2 separate regions of the Homo sapiens genome follow, and region 2 is linked to region 1. Evidence: chromatin loops called from intact Hi-C (ENCODE). Cell type or tissue: CD4-positive, alpha-beta T cell. All regions are shown on one strand. Each heading gives the region's core, and the rest is flanking DNA. Links, peaks and the distances in the headings are about the cores only. Region 1 overlaps OXNAD1 (oxidoreductase NAD binding domain containing 1). Region 2 has its middle 56 kb from the start of PLCL2.

Region 1 (2,810 bases), core at 42-2,541:
TGGCTGTGGTGCTCACTGCCTGCCTCTGGCATTGGTTATGCTACTGTGGGTAGCAGTGTATTGTCGCCTAGTGCCCTGGAGACTGCTCAGCTCACATGCTTGCTTTCTACCAGCCAGCTCTGTGATGTGGTCAGTTTCCTTATTTGTCTGGGCTTCAGTTCTCATATCTTCAAAGAGGGAGCAGTAGTATTCCTACGTTTTGGGATATTTAAAGTGTTTAGCATAATGCCTACTGTTAACTTCATTTGTTTGATTTTAGCTTTTGTTATTGCTAATAAGTATTTCATTCAGTTAGATCATATGTGCTGATAAGGCCCAGGGGACAGATTCCAATTCTTATCTCCTTGGTCAGTTTCCCTGCACTGAAGCTGTTGATTGGAAGAGTGGCAGGCCAGGCAGGAGTGGGGGCTTATCACCACCATGTCACCACTGATGCCCCAGTCAGTACTCAATCCACACTTGGCTGGGTATAGCTTGCCTCCTGAGGGGAAGTAAGGCCAAAGCATTTTCACAGAGTGGAGGGAATTCCTGGTCCTAGTGTGTCTGACTTTCTACAAGATAACATAAGTTTAGATGCTAGAAAGCAACTTTGAGCCCTGCTGAGAGAAAGAGGACACCAAGAAGAAACACTGGAGGAGCAAGATTAGAGAAATAAGACTTTATACCTACCCTTGAGCAGGGCTGCCACACTGTAGATAGATAATATCCTTGCAACCTACACAAGCATGTGTGGCAGCCCTGATTCTCACAGGACTGCACATAACATAGCACTGTATTCCTTGGCATCTTTTTCAAACTGTGTCCTCCCCCATTACTCATCTGGTAAGCATTGTGTGTCTTTTAAGACTGTTTAAAGGGCATCTCTTCTGTGAAGTCTTTCTTAATTCCTGTACTCCTGGTAGAATTGACTCCTCCTTCCTCTGCCTTGCCTCGCTACGCTAAGCAGATTTTATCATTGCCCATTTAATTGTATGTATTTGTTAATTTTCCTCCTCTTAGAGTGGGTTCATTGAGGGCAGCAACTAAGACATATGTGCATCTTTGTACCTCCAGCAAGTACCACAGTGCCTGTATATGGTAGGCAGGTGCTCTCTTAGATGTTTGCATTAAGTGAATGAGTGAGGGGCTCTGAGAACTGTAGGCAAGGACTAAAGAGTTCTGGGATCTCATAGTATAGCTGCTGTGTGCTTGGCACTGGGGCTCCCTTTGTGGACAGGACCTGGCTGCCTGGTGTGTCATGGTTGGATGTGGACATCCACTGCTTCACCGCGCACCTAGGCTCCTTCTGCATACACTCACTCATTGGGTATATAGTAAGGGCTTTAACTCATGGCTCCAAGAGTGCTCATCCTGCAAAGGACATTTTTAAAGGTGTGTGTTTAAGGTATAATTCTTTCTTGGACAGATGTTTTATGAAATATGTATTGTGCATATTTTCTTAAATCCATTCAGATGAAGTTTTTATGTAACTTAAATTCTTCTGTATTTTTTAATGAAGGAGTCCTTTTTTTCCAAAGGTAGCTTTCCAGAGTTACTAGAGAAGAGGGTTGGTTCCCTTTCATTCAACTGAGAGAATGGCCTTCATCAGCATTGAGCAGCAGAGGGCACTGTAGTTCAGGAGATGAAGCAGCAAAAGTAGCTTATTAATGTATTTATTTTTTAAACATGGAAATAATGGAGATTTTTGTATACCTCCTCTGTGATAGCATATAGCAACTGTGTTAACAAATGCTAACGATAGTCTTTTAAATTTTTATCTTGTCAGAAATGAAAAGAAAGTTAAAGTACTCATGGAAAAGAGTCAAGTGAAAATAGGTTAAAGTTGGCCAAAGACCTTTTCTGGAGCACTTCCAATCCAGAACTGGTTTTTAAACACTTATAATAAATGACTGGAAATGTAAGGCCATAGACTGCAGGAGAATATTTTTTTAAGGTCATAGATCAGATTAGAGAACATCTTTTGCTTTTCTTTTAGGCCTGTATGTAGGTAAGCAACTGGGGAAGGATGATACTTTTTGCTCTTGTGATGGCTGTGAAACACCTAGATTGGATGTTTATGTTTCCCAGATATGGGGATGAGAATTTTTTGTGGTTCTGTGTTCCAATACATTTTTCTTGGTATGTGACTAGGTTTATTGCATTTCCTAGAATCCTCACCAAAAAAGGGTTTCTGTGGCATAGAATTATTGAAAGCTTGAAACCCAGGAGTTCTAGACTACAGGATGTGGTTAGAAGAAAAGAAGGAAACGTTAAGACTTGTGTAACTCAGAGGCCATATCGGCCTATTAAGTCTGTCAAATACTAGTGGGAGAGTTTTTGTTGCTTTTCTTGACCCTTTTTTCATACTTTTTAAAACTTAAAAAGACTGTTATGTTGAGATATATTCATATAAAATTCAAACATTTAAAGTGTACAATTCAGAGGTTTTAGTATATTAACAGAGTTGTGCAGCTATCAGCACAATCACATTTAGAACATTTTTATCCCAGAAAGAAACTCTGTAATGATTCTTATTCATTCCCTATCCTCCTGCCCGGCTTAGATGACCACTAATCTATTTTGTCTCTATGGATTTGTCTCTTATAGACATTTTATACCAGCAGAATCATACAATACAGTGTGTGGTCTTTTTGTGATTGGCTTCTTTCACTTAACATGATTTCAGGGTTCATCTATGTTGTAGCCTGTATCAGTACTTCATTCCATTGTATGGATATGCCACATTTTGTTTATATCTTCATTAGCTGATGGACATTTACATTGTTTCCACTTTGGGGCTATTGTGAATAATGCTGCCATGAACATTCATG
Region 2 (2,810 bases), core at 129-2,628, 540 kb after region 1:
AGGCCATAATTTACTTAACCAATTCTTTATTAGTGGATACTTAGACCATCTTGAGATCTCGGCTGCTACTGAAAAGAAAAAAAAATCCTATAGTAAACATATTTGGTCCATACATCTTGACCTATGTACAAGTGTATCTTGTGGGTAAATTCTCAGCAGCCAATAAACTGAAACATTTGTTCGGTTGAAATTTTTCTATCTGAACGTGGATATAGTTCCATAATAACACTTTTTAGATTGGGTAGAATACTCATGATAAACTATAATGACATATGTGATAAATTTCAGTGGTAGCTTGGACCCTGGGATTAGATGACCTACTTCCAAATCTAGGCTTTCACAGACTAGCTGTGGGGCCTTGGAAAACTTGCTTATAACATCACTTGCTTCAACTTCCTCATCTGAAAAATGGGATTAATAATACTACCTGCCTCTAAGGGTTGATGGAAGAATTGCTGAATGAACAATACCTGGCACATAGTAAGCATTATATGCATTAGCTATTATTTTAGATCTCTTAATCATAAAATTTGAGCTTGATATTTTAGACATGATAGCTCATCAGATATTTTCAATTAAAAGTTTTCAAGATCCCAACATTTTATTCTATAATTCTATTCCCAAGGCATCTGTAAAATAGACAAAACCTCACAACATGCAAAAACTAAAAGGCCTTACCTGTACTCAATCAATTCTTGTTTTCTTCTGTTTCTTTAGGAGTACTTTGGATTTCTCTTTCTTTTTTCTTATATTTGGCATGGGAATTGCACTTAATTTTCCTGAACTTACTCTGGGTCAAATGAAAACCTGGGATGACTTTTTGTGAGAACAATTCTTTACCACACCCTAAATGTCTGAAAATCTCCCCCATACTTTGCAAAATAATTTTGACTTTGTTTAGTTACCTATAATGACTCATTTCTTTTCATAATGAGGATACAGCCAAAAGAATCCCTATGATGTCCTTCTCCTCAGTTTCCCTGACTTGGGTGGGTGAGAGAAGAAGGCTGCAGATTTACCAATAGCCCATCTGCTGGGTGGCCACTGGCTACCTGCCTGGATTCTGAAGGTCTTACTTTGTGTCACAGAGCCCAAACCACTCACTCTTTGTTCCAGACTAGTTCTTCCTTGCTTATTTTTAGCCTTACAGAAAGCCTCTCCCATCCCTCTCTATCGCTTTGATTAACGGCCTTTTGTTAGAGCGACAAGGATGATTCAGGTGAAACAACAGAAACACTGGCAAAGAAGAGGTTGGTTGGCAGGAAAGATGGTGGGATGGCATGTGGACAGGTCTTTGTGCAGATGGTTTCTGTCCAGTGTAGTGGCCGTAGCTGAGTGCTGTTGTGTGCACCTGTAATCTCAGCTACTTGGGAGACTGAGGTAGGAGGATCCCTTGAGCCCAGGAGTTCAAGGCCAGCCTGGGCAATATAGTGAGAGGTTGTCTCAAAAAAAAAAAAAAAAAAAAAATCCAAAGGCCTCTTAGCTCCTGCCATTACTTCGTGGCCACAAGGGGTCCCTCTGCCCTAGATTGTCAGGTGATGGCAAAACATACAATCTTGAAGGTCAAAGAAACAATAAGGGATCTTGTAGACTTCCATTTTAAAGCCTCAGATGCAAGCTGACTCGCTGTGAGTAATTACAGTTGGAAAGAAGTTTTGTTGCTGTCGTTTGTTGTTTGTTAGTAACAATGCCTTGAACTGATTTCTGAAAAAGTATATATCCTAGAGCAGTGGCCCTAATGCCCTGAACTGCTCTGACTGAGTCTGACCTCAACTCCAGGCAGAGCCGAGGGATTCATGCTGAAAGCTAACGAAGAACCTAAATATTTTTTGAGCACCAATTATGTTCCAGACTTTGTTCTAGAACCTGAGAAGGCAGTGAACAGAGTGGAGAAAGCACTAGTGTTCAGGGAGCTTACTTAGTGGTGAGAGCAGTTATAGATAGATAAATAGCCAATAGAATTGGTAATGGTAAAGACTAAGAAAAATAAAGTGGGATAAGAAAGGTGAAGAATGACAGCAGTAAGAAAATGAAGTAAAAGACATCATATTGTAAAGAAAGGTTTGAGATGACATAATTTTGTATGTAGAAGATTCTAAAGAATCCACTAAAACACCATTTGAACAAATAAGTGGTTTGACAACGTTGCAAGATACAAGATCAATATACAAAACTCAATATATTTTTATATACTTGCAATGAACAGTATGAAAAAAATAAGAAAATAATTGTATTTATAACAGCATCAAATAGAATAAAATACTTAGGAATAAATTTAACAAAAGAATTGCAAAATATGTACTCCAAAAACTGCATAATATTGTTGAAAGAAATTAACAAAGGGCTAGATAAATAAAAAGATATTCCATGTTCATGAATCAGAAGATTCATTGTTAAGATGGCAACACTCCTTAAACTGATCTACAGACTCAAACCCTATCAGAATCCCAGTTGGCTCCTTTGTCAAAATTTACAAGATAATCCTAAAATGTATATATGGAATTGAAAGGGACCCCCAAATAAATAAAATAATCTTGAAAAACAAGAACAAAGTTGGAAGACTCACACTTTCTGATTTGATTTGATTTGGAGATGGAGTCCCACTCTGTCGCCCAGGCTGGAGTGCAATGGTGCGATCACGGCTCACTGCAACCTCCGCCTCCTGGGATCAAGTGATTTTCCTGCCTTAACCTCCCAAGTAGCTGGGATTTGCATGCACCACCACACACAGTTAATTTTTGTATTTTTAGTAGAGACAGAGTTTCACCATGTTGGCCAGGTCTTGAACTCCTGACCTCAAGTGATCCACC

The links. A loop is a pair of places that touch in the nucleus more often than their neighbours do. Peaks named below come from ENCODE experiments on the same cell type or tissue, not always from the same donor. Only the 100,000 strongest peaks of a DNase experiment are listed, where the experiment ranks them.
Region 2: a loop joins it to region 1, with 2.4 times the contacts of the local background. A loop is called at or near these places in 3 of 110 quality-filtered maps.

What each region holds. Positions count from the first base shown.
Region 1 is chr3:16,288,897-16,291,706 of GRCh38, forward strand. All of the region lies in intron 5 of OXNAD1 (oxidoreductase NAD binding domain containing 1), which reads left to right. Among named protein-coding and RNA genes, the nearest start is that of OXNAD1, 25 kb to the left of the region's middle. In CD4-positive, alpha-beta T cell, for the core only: CTCF peaks have their summits at 1,598 (motif pointing right) and 1,798; DNase peaks (open chromatin) are centred at 65, 1,595, 1,975 and 2,085; H3K4me3 peaks cover 2,500 bases; H3K27ac peaks cover 2,255 bases.
Region 2 is chr3:16,827,454-16,830,263 of GRCh38, forward strand. No RefSeq gene overlaps it. Among named protein-coding and RNA genes, the nearest start is that of PLCL2, 56 kb to the right of the region's middle. In CD4-positive, alpha-beta T cell, for the core only: a CTCF peak has its summit at 1,573; a DNase peak (open chromatin) is centred at 1,528.